2 separate regions of the Mus musculus genome follow, and region 2 is linked to region 1. A link is a loop called in an ENCODE intact Hi-C map of the cell type or tissue named here. Cell type or tissue: heart. All regions are shown on one strand. Links, peaks and the distances in the headings refer to the core of each region. The heading gives the core; the rest is flanking DNA. Region 1 holds the start of Jph1 (junctophilin 1). Region 2 overlaps Jph1 (junctophilin 1).

Region 1 (8,337 bases), core at 191-8,190:
GATGGTAAGGCAGGAGAATTTAATGATCCAGGCCAAGACACTCAACTCACCAATATCCTTCTTCAAAGAAAAAATAAAGAAGGGCTGGGGATATATTCAGAAGTAGAGTGCTTACCTAGCATACACCAAGCCCTGGGTTCAATCAGTAGTACAGAAAAATGAGATTTAAAAAGCTTACTGGTGTGCAGTAATTACACTAAACAAACAATTTGAAGAACACTGACTTTGGTATTCTTCTGATTTCATGCTATCTAAAAAGCTTAGATCTCTAATTTTTCAAAATTAATTAAATTTAAAATTTACTTAAATTTCATGAACACTTATCACAAATGAATCATTTGGATTTCTTTACAAATCAAGCTAATAATGTTCATTTTGAATTATGTGATTCACTTTAATTCTATATATGTCTTTATGCTCTTAATTCATGTTCCTGAAACAATAAACACTCATACTTCAGCCTTTTTGTCATCTATAAACTTTTTATTAAAACTCTCAGTAATTCTAATAGAATCATATCACTAAAAAATAACATCATTAAATTGTAAGCAAAACATCCTTACCAACATATGAACTGGACATACACTGCACCAGCTTACTGTTTATTATAAAAAATGTTTTAGAAGAGAAACTAGTAATGGCTGGGTTTTGTGTACAAAGGAAAAGAAGCTGCTAATTGTTGGCCCCTGGGCTTTACTGACCTCCCCCATTCCACCTGTCACACCAACATTCACATTCTCTTCTTACTAATCCAGTCTTAAAGCTAAATTCAACTCCCCCTTATCCAGGGCAAAGGTTCAGAGAGAGAGGGAACATAAGGACATTACTAACCCTGACTCTGAAATTACAACAGTATTCCACTGCCAGGATCTACTTGCTCTGCACCTCTTGCTCTGCCCTCTGCTCTCCTAGCATGGCCACCAAACCTCAATCTTTACGTTTATATACACGGCTATGGGATGAGGAGGCATCTCTTTGTGGTAGCATGAGGTAAATAGAAATATGGGCTCATGCTCTTCATTGGTTGAAAAACTGTTCAGGAGCCAGTAAAAGTTCATTACTAACTTTCTCCCGTAGGAGTCAGTCGCAGTTAGGCTAGAATTAAGTTTTGTTGAAATTAAACAGCTCGTATTTACTGCACGGTTCTCAATTTTACTTAAGGTTCTTTCTAAGGAAGGTTAGGCAGAAGAGCTGTGTGTTATCCTACACAAACCTCCATACCCCGCCCAGATGGTAAATGCAGACTTTACCATTACTTTCCCTGTACCATGAATGACTAGGTAGCTTTTGCAGAAGCCAGAAAATTGTGATGTCTAGTGTACTCCTTGAAAGCCCTCAGTTTTAGAGAATTGGGGAGGAAGACAAATACTTCAAGGGAAAAAAAAAAAAAAAAAAAACTCTTAAAGAACACTGGGATCCTAACACTAGAAGTAGGTCCCAAAACAAAACCCAACAAAAAGACAAAGCACAAGTGCTGCCTCTGGGAAGAACACCACTTGAAAGACAAAGAAAAGAAATATCAGTTTGAGCAGCTCTTCTTTTCCTATCGGACCAAACCCTCAGAACAAGTGGGACTTGATGCTGTGTGAGCCCCCAATGCCAGTGTTTCCTGTGACTGAGAAAAAGAGTTGTGGCTCAGCTGCAAAGCCCTGGGTCCTCATTTTCCCAGTGGCCTAAATCAATCCCCAGTGCAGAAAGGGATGCTGAGCAAGATGCCTGATTACTTCAGGCCACTAGGGTAAGCACTATTCCTGGCACTTCACAAGCAGTGCCATGGGCGAGGGGTTCTAATTCTTTTTGGTGATTTGGCTCAGTGTAAACAGAGTTGGGGTTTTGGGGGTTTTCTGTTGGTTTTGTTTTGTCTTCGTTTTTCCTTTCTGTCATTTACACAGATAAGCAGGAAAGGACAGCTCCAGTTCTGAGAGAAGGAATTATGCTCAGGAAAGAATCCTTTTCTCTTGCTCTCCTTTTGACAGTTGTCCTTTAGGGTTTTTATCTGATTATCAGCCACCTAGTGAGAGGCCCAAGTGCTCACCTGTTTTGTCCTCTCAGCCTGGGGAACAGCAGGAATGCACAATCTGAGAGTCCTTCTGAGACCCTGGCTTGTGACCTGGGGAAAAGACTTCCTCCACTGGCACTGTGAAGGCAAGGAGAGATCAATGCCACTCCTAAAAGAGGCTGTAGTATGTGATTCAACTATCCTGTTAGCAATTCTTGACTTTACGGGTACTACCATCGAAATACACCAAGTCTTTCCCCAACACAGAAAGGGGAGGGTATTTCCATTGAGAAAATGGAGATAAAGTTTAGAGGAGGTATCTGAAGTGAGTTCAACAAGGCAGTGAGTGCTGCTGCAGGAGAGTGCATCAGCTGACACCTGTCCTGTGTTTAGAAGTTCATGGCTTCTTTGTTACATTAGCAGAGTGCTTTACTTACCATATTTCTCCTTGAAAACTGTGTTTTCTTTTCTAAACAGTGGGCGACAGTGGAGAGGTCCCAGGTGTGCATTCCAGGCACTCAAGCAATACATACAGACTAAGCCTGTTTGGGTGCACAGCTCCAGGATGTAGCATTTCTAAAGCTGAGAACAGATGAGGGAACAGGCTGGAATGTAAAAGACAATGCCCTGTGTTCCTGCAATGCCAGCTACAAAGCCCATCACTTCTACAAATAAAACCCAAACAACTCATGCCCATGCTCTTTCAAACTGCATTGCCTCTCTTGGAATCTTCATGAAAAGAAATGCAAACACATGTGCCCTGAAATGGGTAGGTGTAAAAGAACATTCTGCACAATTATATCTAGGCTGCCACAGATTTATCACATGCAGACATATATTTGGAGCATATTAATTCATGATGACAGCTGCGCATGACAAATCCAACAGAGCTCAAGTTGGAATGCTGGGGGAAAAAATGCAACTACAAACCCTATGCAGACACACACCACCACCACCACCACCACCACCACCACCACCACCACCACCACCACCACCACCACCACCACCCACCTACACAAGAGTTGTCACTCTATCACACAGGTGGCCTCACTTGTAGAAGACTAAACACAATTGAAAAGCTGGAGGTTCCAGCAGCAAAGAGCAGGTCCCCAGCACAGGCAGCCGCACCTTTATCCGCAGGCTTGACCGTCTCACGTCTCAGAGTACACTGGCCCTCCCAGTCACAGCCCACTCCGCAGACACACACGTGCCCAGAGCTCGCGCGCCAAGCAGCCGGAGGAGAAGCTCGGCTCCGCGGGCTGGGGGCAGGGCCCGGCGGGCGGGCGTGCGGGCGGGCGTGTCATGGGGCCGGGCCTCCGCGCCCAGGGAGGGGACTAGGGGCGGGCGCGGGGCGGTGCCCGGCTCACGTGGGCGGGTGGGAGCAGCTGAAAGTCCGCTCTGGAGACTGGGCTGTCCTCTCGCGCGCGGCGCTGGCCGGGGCGGCGGCGAAGGAGGAGGGAGAGAGGCGGCGGTGGCGACGGCGAAAGAGGAGGGGAAGACGGGGGCGGCGTCGGACTGGAGCCGATCGGCGGTGCGAGCTGCCCGGGGCGCAGTCGTGAGCTCGCCCGACGGGCCCCTACCCCGGAGCTACACCCTGCGGTGCCCAGCTCTGCCCACGTTTGTGCCCCCACGAGGAGCGCGCCGGGGCTGCCCCCCGAATGACGGGCGGAAGGTTCGACTTCGACGATGGCGGCACCTACTGCGGCGGCTGGGAGGAGGGCAAGGCGCACGGGCATGGCATCTGCACGGGGCCCAAGGGCCAGGGCGAGTACTCTGGCTCCTGGTCGCACGGCTTCGAGGTGGTTGGAGTCTACACCTGGCCCAGCGGCAACACCTACCAGGGCTACTGGGCGCAGGGCAAGCGGCACGGGCTGGGGGTGGAGACGAAGGGCAAGTGGATGTACCGGGGGGAGTGGTCACATGGTTTCAAGGGGCGCTACGGGGTCCGGCAGAGCTTGTGCACCCCCGCCCGCTACGAGGGGACCTGGAGTAACGGGCTGCAGGACGGGTACGGCGTGGAGACCTACGGGGATGGAGGTGAGCGGCATCTCGGGAGTCTCCGAGGGCTGACGCGGTGGGCTCTTCCCTGGCTTCGGGGACGTGGGGAGGACGCGAGACGCACGTGTCCGGAAACCCGCCAAAACATCTGGGGAGTCTACCCTCCCTCTCGCCCTCCTCCCCATTTCGAGGGAGACCACTTGGTCTCGCGGCTGGGTCGCAAGTGTCTGCGGCTCCCCGGGCGGGTAGGCTGTCCATACCCCGGGAGTTAGGCGTGCAGGTACCTGGCCGGGGCCCAGAGCCGCGCTGCCCCGGGAGGGCTGGGCAGGAGAGAGGACACTGTCACTTGAGCCTGTCACATTACATTCCTGATCCCTCCCTCTCCAGGCCGGGTTTGAAATCGCCACTCCGGAGGAGTTAGAGGGACGTCTTGAGCTGTGTGGCTGCCGGTCGGTGCTGACCGCCGCGCGGTTTGGTTTCACGTAGAGTCTCGTATTTCGCTTCTGGCCCTCCAGTTAGCCTAAAGATAGAAGCCAGAACCCCATAAGTAGGATGTTGGGGAATTGGACCTTATTGAGGGTGTATTTTCTAGAGTCCTAGTTACAGGCAGCAGAGCAACTGCCCAAAGCAAGCGGCATTCCTAATTTTCTCCCTAACTTTCACTTGGCTCCTTAAAGTACTTTTGAATCAGAAGAACTGTAATCTTTGCTGACCTGGAGATCTTGAGAAAATGCTTTAGGAAAAATGGACGGAGTTTCCATTAAATATTTAAAAAGGTTAAAGAGTATGCTATATCCTGGATATACATTAGGGGTGTGGCCTAAAAAGTAAGCCTGGTTGTGATTTAACAATGTTTGCCTTATAATTTCTGTATGTTATAGGAACGGGTTCATTTTTTTTTTTTTCCGCTAAGAAAGCATACATTAGTGAAACAGGGGTCAAAAGTTGATTAATTTTTTTAAAGACAAAGCTGGGAGAGATGAATAGGGCTATGTTTGGGCAAAGACTATTTTCTGATAATAAACATAGTCATATTTAATTGAAAAGGATTATAGGATGTCACCTTTTGAAATTAAGCTGCTTCAGAGTTGGAGGATATTAAAGGGATCCAATTAAAAGTTTCTCCAGCCCACTGAAATTCCGTTATGCTATTGCTTATATAAAAGCTTATACAATTTGTACACTTCACTTGCTCAGAACACTTGGGCTGTGTTTCAAATGCAAAACAGCAGAATGGTAGGATTTGCTTTTTTTTTTTTTAATACCATTTGGCCCTGCAGTATAAATAAGGATATGGTTCTCATGGATTGGGGGGGGGGGGTGGGAGGGGGGAGATCTTAGTACTTTTCTTTGGGCTGAGCCCTGAGTGCCTTGATAGTTTAACAGGGCCATTTACTCTTCAGAACCACAATATGCCTTGGTTGACAGCCTTACAAATATTGTTTCTGGATTTTATTGGAAGCCTTAGCTCTGATATAACAAAATACTGTGTTCAACCGTAAAAATTTAGTTGTTTTTTTTTTAATATGATCATTTTAAAGCCCTTATTTTAAAGATTATAAGATAGACTTATTTTATTGTAGTTTAATTACAATATAGACTTTCTTTAAAAGTTAAAACTCATTAAATGAAACTTGGTGACTTTAGGGTATTTGTTATGCTTAGTAATCAGAACATGAGAGCACAGAAAAGCCGATGTGTCTTTGTTGTTTGCACAAGGCCAAATATATCTCCAAGTAACTGAATAATCTGCCTTCTGTTTTAAACCAACTTTGAAAGTTTAAACAAAACAAACAAACAAACAAACAAGACCCTGGTATGCTATAATCAAGAAAAAATGTTAAACATGTAAGTCACTTTTGAATGCTTACTCTTTGCTGGTCAGTTTACTGGTTTTCCTTCTGTTAACACCTTTTATCAGAAAATCGATAATTTAAAAACAATGGCCTAAACAGATACAATTAATTCATTCAGAGGTTTTAGTCCAAGTAGGAATAGCAGCTTCTCTATTCCTGAGTTAGCTTAATTCTGCCTCCCTTCCTACATATTTTTAGTGACAGCAGGGAAGGAAGGAATAATTCCATGTGAGAACTCGCACTTTATTTCACTAGAGATTTCTTTGTAAAGTGTCACTGAAATAGAGTCCCTAAATATTAAGAACTAAATGCATCATATTCATGAAATTCAAGTCCAGGTGCCCAGATTCTTTTGTACAAATTCTGATAAACCTACTATAAAGCTATGGAAGATATCTAGGAAGACCCACTGGGCTATTTATGTATTTGAGACAGGGTTACTGTAGCCCATGCTAGCTTTAAGCTAAGTGTGACTCTGAACTATAAGCATTCTGCCTCCACCTTTCCAGGACCAGGTTTATGGGCCAGGACCATGTGGAGATGGAATCTAAGGCTTCATTAATGCCAAGAACACACTCTACCACTAGAGCTACATCCTCAGTCCTAGCCATTGTTTTCTAAACTAGATTTATAGTTGATTATAGAATTTGAAGCATATTCTTAAATTTGGCACACAGTAGTTCAAATTTGACTAAAATTCATTTTGGTCCAGAAGCTATTCTCAACAATATTGTGCAGTAAAAGAAAAAAAAAAAAAAAGAAAGAAAACAACAACAACAAAACACATTTGTTTGTGTGTTAAACTTGCCCTGTGTCTTAGGAACAGAGAATAGTAAGTCACTACTCCTTTTGGACAAAAGAACTTGGAGCCCACCTGCTTCCTAGAGAAATAGGTCTTGTTTTCTAGGTTCCTTGACTAAACCAAACCTCTTTAAAATTTCAGACCAACTGCTTAGACTTTGAACAAACAGGTTCCTAGTGGTGCTGAGCATGTCCTGGAGGGATTTTCTTCAGTACTGTGATAGTGTAACCACTCAGAAGGGAAGGGCACTGGTACCTTTGTTTCCTGCCCCCATTCTATTTGATAGTTCCAAGGATATTTAAACTTTCTAATCCTTGCTGTTCTTTATAAGCAGCCTGAGTGTTCAAGCAGGTTTTTGAGAAAGTAAAGCCAGGCTTGACTTTGGAGCTGTCCTTCAGAGGAAAAGTGGCCAATGACTTTCCATCGCTATTTATGATTTATTAAAATATCATGGTTGTGCTTTAAAAGCATAACTACTTAGGCCAAACAGCATCTTTTACAAATTATTTTAGCAAAATTATTCTGTGGAAAAGTTAAAATGGTAGAAATATGGAGTTTTAACAACACAAAATATTAAAGACAGTGGTTCATTTTATTCTGTGTATAAGGTTATATAACTTTTATCCTACTATTTAGGGTTCATCTAGGAAAAGTCAAAGTTGAAAGTTTATAACAACTTTTTTTTCTATTGAAGCAGCAGTGTTTATTCAGTATGAAGCTTATTATCATGGGGAAAATGCCACAAATATTTTTTTTTAAAACGAGGTTCAACTGAGTAGCCCAGACTGACCTATACACAGTAGCCTTCTGTCTTAGTCTTCCACGTGCTACGATTGCAGGCATATACTTCCACACTCAGCTTCTGACATGTTTGTATATAACAATCTTGCCCTGTTTTGAGAGCTGTGCCCCACCCTATTTAGAAATGTATAGGCATGAAGTTAAGACTCCAGGTCTACTCAAGATATGGCAGTCATGGTACCAGACCCCTTAGTACCATGTTATCCCCATTGTTACTCTGTGGTTGTTTTTTTATAATGTAAATATGTCAGCCTGAGAAGAAAGAGAGGGGGGTCTTGAAATTGACTTAGGAATAGCACTAGACAGGTGTGGTACTGTGTACTTGTAATCCCTGCATTTTTAAGGCAGGAGGACTGAGAGTTCCAAGCCAGCCTGCACTATATACTAAGAACCATCTTCAGAAATAATAGTACCCAACAGCATTATCTCTGGTTGTATTAAAAAAAATGTGTCCTAGTCACTGGAAATCTGCAAGGTAATGTAAATTATAACATATAATAAGAAACAGAGCAAGGTCATCACCTTCTATAATCATGATTTATTTTCTTTGACATTGGGAATTGTTAGGAATAACAACAAAGTAATCACATTTGAAATTTTTCCAGATAGCTGTTCTGGGGGCACACTACGATGCAAAATTTGCCTTTAATTGAATGGAAATAGCCTTCACTTTGAGAATTCTGAGCTCCTTAGTTTAGCCTTCATTGCTTCCAAAGAGCATTTAAAAATCTCTACCAGGTTGTTTTTTAAAACTTATCTTGGTTATTAAGTAGAAGAACTCTGAAACTATTTTTAGGGTTTATCTTATTCCTAAAAAGTATAATATTCATAGAAAAAGTGATCTGGGTTAACAGAATTTTAATGGACGTTGCTGAGTATTC
Region 2 (8,337 bases), core at 227-8,226, 55 kb after region 1:
TGGGCCAGAAAAGAAATTTCTCGTGTCACATAAAAATCAAAACAACAAATGCACTAAACCAAGAAAGAATATTAAAAGCAGTAAGGGAAAAAGGTCAAGTAAAATATAAAGGCAGGCCTATCAGAATTACACCAGACTTCTCACCAGAGACTATGAAAACCAGAAGATCCTGGACAGATGTCATATAGACCCTAAGAGAACACAAATGCCAACCCAGATACTATACCCACCAAACTCTCAATTACCATAGATGGAGAAACCAAAGTATTCCAAGACAAAACCAAACACAGTATCTTTCCACAAATCCAGCCCTACAAAGGCTAATAGACGGGAAATGCCAACACAAGGAGGGAAACTACACCCTAGAAAGAACAAGAGAGTAATCTTTCAACAAACCCAAAAGCAGATACCCACACAAACATAAAAATAACATCAATAATAACAGGGAACAATACTATTCCTTAACATCTCTTAACATCAATGGACTCAATTACATCCTTAGTCATCAAGGAAATGCAAATCAAAACAACCCTGAGATTTCACCTCTAACCAGTCCGAATGGCTGAAATAAAAAAACTCAGGTGACAGCAGATGCTGGTAAGGATGTGCAGAAAGAAGAACACTCCTCCATTGCTGGTGGGATTGTAAGCTCATATTTTCACTCTGGAAATCAGTATGGTGGTTCCTCAGAATTGCTGGGCATATACCCAGAAGATGCTCCAACATGTAATAAGGACACATGCTCCACTATGTTCATAGCAACCTTATTTATAATAGCCAGAAGCTGGAAAGAACCCAGATGTCCCTCAACAGAGGAATGGATACAGAAAATGTGGTACATGTATACAGTGGAGTACTACTCAGCTATTAAAAACAATGAATTCATGAAATTCTTAGACAAATGGATGGAACTGGAAAATATCATCCTGAGTGAGGTAACCCAATCACAAAAAAACACACATGGTATACACTCAGGGATAAGTGGATATTAGTCCAGAAGCTCAGAATACCCAAGATACAATTCACAGACCACATGAAGATCAAAAAGAAAGAAGACCAAAGTGTGGATACTTTGGTCCTTCCTAGATGGGGAACAAAATACCCATGGGAGGACTTACAGAGTGTGGAGCAGAGACTGAAGGAATGGCCATCCAGAGCAGACTCTGGGGATCCATTTCATATACAATCACCAAATCCAGACTTTTGTGGATGCTAACAAGTGCTTGCTGACAGGAGCCTCATATAGCTGTCTCCTGAGGGGGTTCTACCAGTGCCTAACAAATACAGAAGTGGATGCTCTCAGCCAATCATTGGAGTGAACACAGGGTCCCCAATGGAGGAACTAGAGAAAGGACCCAAGGAGCTGAAGGGTTTTGCATCTCCATAAGAGGAACAACAATATCAACCAACCAGTACCTCCAGAACTCCCAGGGACTAAACCACCAACCATAGAGGGACCCATGGCTCCAGTCACATATGTAGCAGAGGATGGCCTTGTTGGTCATCAATGGGAGTAGCGTCCCTTTGTCCTGTCAAGGATCTATACCCCAGTATAGAGGAATGCCAGGGCCAGGAAGTGGGAGTGGGTGGGTTGGTGAATGGGGGTGGGGGATAGGGGATTTTCTGAGGGGAAACCAGGAAAGGGGATAACATTTGAAATGTAAATAAAGAAAATAGCGAGAAAAAAAAAGTATAAAGTCAGATTTTATATGCTGTTTGCTTTGCCAGATGAAGAATATGAAACCCAGGCAAGCTGAGTAACTCATCCTGGCTACAACCTATAAATCGTGAGAACTACTACTCACACATTAGACAAAAGTATAGGAATGCATTAGCCAAACAGCAAGAAGCTCGACTCTGGGTGTAAAAAATAAGAGTAGTTTTGACCTGTTTTTGAAATCTGTGCATCCAAAATGGTATGTCTACATCTATAGGGCAAGCACAGAGAGCTGTGGAATTTCCATTGTGGTAATCTAGCCCAAAGATTACCTTTACACCGTAATTGTAACACTATGCTATGGCTTCAAGTACCTATGTCTTCAGTGCCAGGTTTAACAAGTTGCAGAGACACCTCAGGCTGCACCCAGGGCAAAAAATCAGGGAGGGAGCAGTCAGAGCTTCCAGATGGATTGAGAACTCCAGGGACCATGATGGGATGCAAGTGTGGCCTAGGGCCAGCCTGGCAAGTACATGGCTTCATATACCAACCCAAGAGCATGGAGCAAGAGCTACAGATAGTTTAGCAAGTATTACCTGCCAAATCTCAGTGAAAAAAAGAACAAGACTTGCAGGACCTTGCAAGGGTCAAAGGGAGGTACTATAGCCACTGAGTTCCATATCTGGACATAAAACCCTTTGAAGAATTAAGTAGTCACTGGTTTCTTGAGGCTAGAGCTATTTCTTGGACTTTTTGTTTAAACTAAAAATTGCTTATTCCTGAAAGGTTATTATGTGAAAGAATCAACTCACATAATAATAATAATGGCTATTCCAGTATAAGAAAAAATGTAAAATCATACCTAGTAGAGAATTTACATTCACCTCACAGTACAGAAAATCAGTGGAAAGAACGGCTAATGCAGGGAAAATGCACAGCCTGATCAACACAGTGGGTGTGGATATTCAGATGAAAATGGCTTCTTCAAACCCACTCGCACCAATTGATAGAACAGGCAGATTACAAAAGATAGTACATGTGAAACACAAGTCAAAATGTTAACCAACATCATCACATATGTGTATTGCATCAGTTGATACAAGGATGAGCATACGGCTGGTTAAGCCAATAGAATTTGGTGAATCTGTACTGAATATGAATATGCACATAAATGTGTTCTAAAGATGACAGTTCCAGGCTTTTTTTCTAGACTAGTATTGGTCTCCATCTGTTTCATGCTTGATTATGTCTTTTTTTAAGTTGCTGAGACCTTCTTCTCTTACCGCTTGCTTTTTGAGGAAAACCTGATGCCTGTTTGAAACATCTATCATCGCTGTATGAATAACGTGCTCCTCACCTGCTGTACTGTGACCTTGGTCAGGTCCCCTTAGCAGCATTGCCATGGCAGGTTCTGGGCACAGACTTTAAGTGCAAGGCTCGATCTAGATATCAAATGCGACTCAGAGTTCCATGGGAGAGTACCACGTATTTTCCCTTGTCATACTTCCTTTAATAATGAGCCTGGGGCTGGGATGTTTGTATACGGCTCAAAAGAAAGCACTTGCCTAGTAAGCAGTGTGGACCTGGGTTTTACCCCAGCATAAGGGATTGGGGCAAAAACCCATGTAGTACTTTAAAGAGAGAACAGACAAAACTAGAACTGGTCATTTTCTTATACTAGAAATGCATTCAGGAGGAAGATGGCATCACATTATATCTATTAAAATTGGGAATTAACAGACTAAAAGTCCAGAGCACTGAGGAGTGTATGAAATTTATTTTGAGATGTGTTTTGCTTATACTCAAATCATAATTATATTTAGTACCGCTTATTTGCCTTCCAGTAAAAACAAACATCTATTTTGATCAGTTTCCTTCATCTCTGCTTTCTTACTGTAAAAATACGTTTGAAAAATCTGTAGCCCTGACTACAAAGTAATCAAATAGCCTGCTAAGGGATCTTCCTTTGATAAGGACAGTTAAAAGTGGTTTCAAGTTCATTGATGAGTCTATGTGAGTAAATATAATTTTAATATATACCATTTCTAAAGTGGTTTTCTTGCTTGTTCCAGGAGGCAAAGCACGGGCTGTTGTTCACTACCTCTATGGGTAATAAAGTGGTTAGTTTTGAGTTTTGTCTTAATTCTTTATTTTTTTCTTCTTAGTGGAAGACAGTACTAAAGATTGCACCCAGGCATTCATTGTCCATTCCTGACAAGAACTCTGCCACTGAGCAGAGTTCTTGGCTTGGTTGTAAAGATATTCAGCAAAACCAACCAGGTAGAAACTTGGCTTACAGCAGGAAACCTCTCATAAGACAAGCAGTCAAAGTAAATAGTGCCAAAATAAATAAGCAAAACCCCTGGTTTCAGCTTACATGCTCTTAGGCCTCTCAGAGGAACATAATGGTGTACATCACCTGGATTTCCACCCTCTGCAGAGCAAGTGGGCGTATCAGTATCAACATCACATAGTTCAGGTCTGATGAAAGCCCTAAGTCTGTGATATACTTCTACAAAGCTACCTTGTCTTCCAATTCCTCACGATGGAATCTTAAGTCTGAATTTTAGGCCACCATGAACTGTGAACCTAAAGACCTGTGCTCCACAAAGGTGTTTAATTTTACATTATTTTTAACTTTTAGTTATTTGAGAACATTTCCAAAGTGTTTTTCCTCTGCAAAACAAGGGTGTAACTCCAACTAAGAATCCCCTCCCCCCTCCTGCCTAGCACAGAAGTCTAGTTCAACCATATGAAGGGACAGAGGCAGAGGACCAGGCTAGACACCATGCCCCTCATTATGTCCCCCTTTTCCAGGCTTAGACACCTGAGAAAGCTGGCTTTACATATGTGTGCCATGTCCTTGATGGTGCTCACAATGGACACATTACATTTCATGAAATTCATATCTGGAACTGGGTCCTTGGGAAATGATTTTGCTGATGTTTCCACCACTCAGCCTGGAGCCACTGGGTCTCTGCTTTCTCTTTCATTATTGCCCATGTCTCTCTGTTTACTACTGGAAGCGGTTGCTGACTGGTCTTGGGTCCCTGTCACACCTCGTCCAGAAGACTCCCATGGCCCCCAATCAAGGGTCAATTGCTTGGGGAGCCAGGAGTGGGAGTAGAAATGGTTTGTGTGCTAGGGGGTATAAGATACAGAATCTCACAATTTGATTTGCAGCCAAAGCACAATTGGATTATATCAAAAAAGGAAAAGGTGCCACGTGCATTAGCTATTTCTTCACAGTGCTGGCCAATTTAAATATAGCCTACTACCACAACTTGTCCAGATTTAAAATAGCTCAGAACAAATGGCAAGTGACAGGGAATGAGGCCCTTTGCCAAGAGATGGCAAAGAGATGGGAAAACAGGCATTCAAGCTAGACAGTAGGGCTTGAACACAGCAGGATGGAACACCTTGTGATCCTACTGGTGGTTTTCCATGGCTTCCATTTCCCACCATGATTCCCAGATGATAAGAACTTTGGTAACATGCTGAAACACCCAGAAGGCTATTTCCAAAGCTAAGCAGAAACTGTCTATATTATTTTAAAATAAGGTCTCATGACTGAATTCCAGTTTAATGATTTCACATCAGAAGTCAGGCAGTACCATTTGCAATTAGGTTTCCAGGGAGAGGAGACATTTTTAACCCATGAATTGAATTACATAGTAGACCTGTAATAAAGACTTATTTGATAAAAGAGCCTGCTGTTTCAACTAATGAAATCATAATTTAAAAGTTTGAACAACCATGCCTTAACTAGTTGCCAAAACAGAGTGAATAGTCAGCACAGAATCTAATGTTGGTTAAACACTTCATCCCTAAAATGTTTGTCTTGCTAGGTTTTTAGTTATTCTTAATTCCAATCCTGTCCTATTCTATTGACTCCCAACAAAAACAGAAGACATTTTATTAGAGGAGAATGTATGCAGTTAAGTTTTAGCCCAAACATAGACAAGACACCTTCACACACCCATAGTGATGGCTTACAGTTGTTGGTGTCTATTGATACAAAGAATTTATCATCTTACAAAATTTAATTTAAATTAATTGTAATTAATTTACAATTAATATGCTTAAAATTGACAATTATAACTACAAAGCAGGTTTTTTAATAATTCCTTTTGTTTTGAAATTAAAATTAAGTCATTCACCCTTTTCCTGCAAGCTCTTTTATCTCTCCTTGCTCTGTTTCAAATTTGTGGCATTTTTTTCATTAATTATTGTTACATACATATACACATACAATCCTACATACATAAATATAACCTGCTCATTGTGTAGACTATTACTTCTAGATGTGCTTTCCGGGCTGACAGCTTTGTATAGGATAACTAATTGGTGTGTTCTTCCCTGGGGAAGGCTGTTTCTCCTGCTCTCAACGTTCTGTGGATGCCTATAGTTCTGTACGTGGGGTTGAAACCCTTACCCTGGCCACTTTGGAATGTCTGTTGTTGTCTTTCTTCAGCTCATGTTTAGGCTGTCATGTTGGTGAGACTGTGGGTCTAGTTTCTGACACTATTTAGGAGTCTCATAACAAATGTCCTGATTCTCTGGCTCTTAAAATCCTTCCATCATGTCTTCTACAATGATCTCTGAGATTTATATGCAAGAATTGTGTTGTAGGTGTACCATTTGGGACTGGATCCCACAATTTTGCATTTTGAATAGTTGTAGGGTTTTGTTTTTATAATGATATCCATCTATAGCAAAGAAGTTTCCTTGTTGAGGGGTGAAGACTGCATTTATCTGTGAATATAAGGACAAATATTTAGAAGGTAGTTAGAGATTGTTCTAGCCTTAGAAAAGTGGAGATTGTAGATTTTCCTCCAGAATCCATACTTCACCAGCCCTGCCTACCCACCTGTGTTTCTGATACCAGGTGTGGTTTCCTTTCAGTTGTCAGATTCATAAGTCCAACTGGAGAGCTGTTGGTTAATGCCAAGGTATACACCCCACTACTGTACCCTTGGGCTTATCATGACATGCTGGTTATTTTTGTGGTTCGTAGGTATCCTAGCTGAGTAGAGCTGTTGGTTTCTTCCCTCATTTAGAAGTTTGAATGACACTTTCTGGTAGGGAGTAGATTTTCAGTTAAGTTGTAACTCAGGGGCCTCTGGATCATGTGTTTGAAAATACATGGTGTCTTCAGCAGTAGCATCATGTTCCACTTTTCGGGGCAACTAAGTGCAATAGCAATAACCTGTAATGTTCGGGGATTCTCTTGAATAGTTTTATCAACAACTCAAAAGAGAGCTGCTTATGCCTGATATTGGGATTTTTTTTAGGTGATCTTCAGCTCTCGAAGGGAGCATTGTCAGCCCAGATGAGAACATTTTATTTTAATAACATATATATGTTTACACAGAGACTTCTTAAATTTTTTTTTTAGTAAATAGTTAATAGTATGTTTCCTTATGAACTTTTTCAATCATCCATACTCCTTTTTCTGTATATATCTCCTTCCTCCTCTGTAATTAGTACCCTCACTCCTTTTTGCCATTTCTTTGTAGCCTGCTATTCCTTTATCTCTTGCTCCCCTACCCACCACCTGATGCTCCTTTTGACTTCCTGGTTTCTGCAGTTGCTTCAGGACATGTACTCACATCAGCCTCAGAGATAGGAGCCTCTGATGGGAGAGAACATGAAATGTTGGACTTCCTTGGTCTGCATTACCTCATTCAATACAATCTCTCCTAGTCTCATCCATTTATCTATGATAAATGCTCATGATGTCATTATTTTTACAGCTGAATAGTATTCACTTTTAAAGTACAAGGTTGCTGTTTGTCTTTATGCTTCATATAAGATAAAATCAATTGGTAAGGCTAGGCCACATATTTTTGTTACCAAGTCTGCTGTTATTTCTGAAGTATAGACTATGGCTTAAAGCTCTTAGATACTACATTCAGCAGCAGGACTTTGACACTGGGTAACTCTCTCTGCCTCCTCAGGGTCCAATGTGACTTACCATCATTGCAAGACAACAAAATCAGATTCTGAATCCTTACCTCAATGGAAATGGCATCAGCTATTCCCCTTTGTTCTTGAGGATAATATGCTCCTATGCCTGGAATTCTTGAGCATTATGGAGGATGCTGGTTTGTCTGTCCACCTCTCACTCTGGAGTAGAATCTAAGAATGCAAGGTCCACATTCCTCAGTGGCTGCACCAAGGGGTCCACCTGTCCCCACTGACAGGCCACAGTACCAGTCAGTCCCCATGAAGACACACAAAAAAATGAAATCTTGCCTTCATTTTCATCACCATCTTTAAGAGGTAGCATGCATTTTTATTTTGATGTCTATGTATTCATCTTCAAAACCACCTTTGTTCCACATGCTATTTTTATTTAAAAGACTGAAGAAAAAACCAATTGCCTTTGTTCATTTACATCTTTCTTTCCTCATTATCTTGGGACAAACTTTTAGTTTTACCTGTTGACTGTCAGGAGAAAGATTGGTCTCAGGATAAAAGTGTAACAGATGATGAAAGCAAGTAGAGACAACAGAAAGTTGTTGATTCTCAAGAGAAGAGGTAGAGAACATTTAAGAATCCAGAAGAAACTGGATGAACTACCGATACTTCCTTTCAAAGTTGAAGACATTAATTACTAATTTGGTGATCTGGGGATGCTAACTGTAACTTGGCTGGTTTTTTTGTTGTTGTTGTTT

Evidence for each region. A loop is a pair of places that touch in the nucleus more often than their neighbours do. Peaks named below come from ENCODE experiments on the same cell type or tissue, not always from the same donor. Only the 100,000 strongest peaks of a DNase experiment are listed, where the experiment ranks them.
Region 2: it touches region 1 in a loop (5-fold over the local background); 4 of 42 quality-filtered maps call a loop at or near these places.

The regions. Positions count from the first base shown.
Region 1 is chr1:17,092,925-17,101,261 of GRCm38, reverse strand. It overlaps Jph1 (junctophilin 1), which reads left to right and starts at 3,373. Exons shown (of 5, transcript NM_020604.2): 1 at 3,373-4,036. The coding sequence starts at 3,658. It overlaps Gm46085 (a long non-coding RNA gene), which reads right to left and starts at 3,429. Exons shown (of 3, transcript XR_001778833.2): 1 at 3,011-3,429; 2 at 2,437-2,581; 3 at 469-2,137. It overlaps Gm31982 (a long non-coding RNA gene), which reads left to right. Exons shown (of 4, transcript XR_865203.2): 4 at 2,477-2,689. In heart, for the core only: no CTCF peak of the experiment used is centred there; DNase peaks (open chromatin) are centred at 3,341, 4,031 and 4,301; H3K4me3 peaks cover 2,238 bases; H3K27ac peaks cover 1,785 bases.
Region 2 is chr1:17,038,007-17,046,343 of GRCm38, reverse strand. All of the region lies in intron 2 of Jph1 (junctophilin 1), which reads left to right. Among named protein-coding and RNA genes, the nearest start is that of Gm46085, 56 kb to the left of the region's middle. In heart, for the core only: no CTCF peak of the experiment used is centred there; a DNase peak (open chromatin) is centred at 4,973.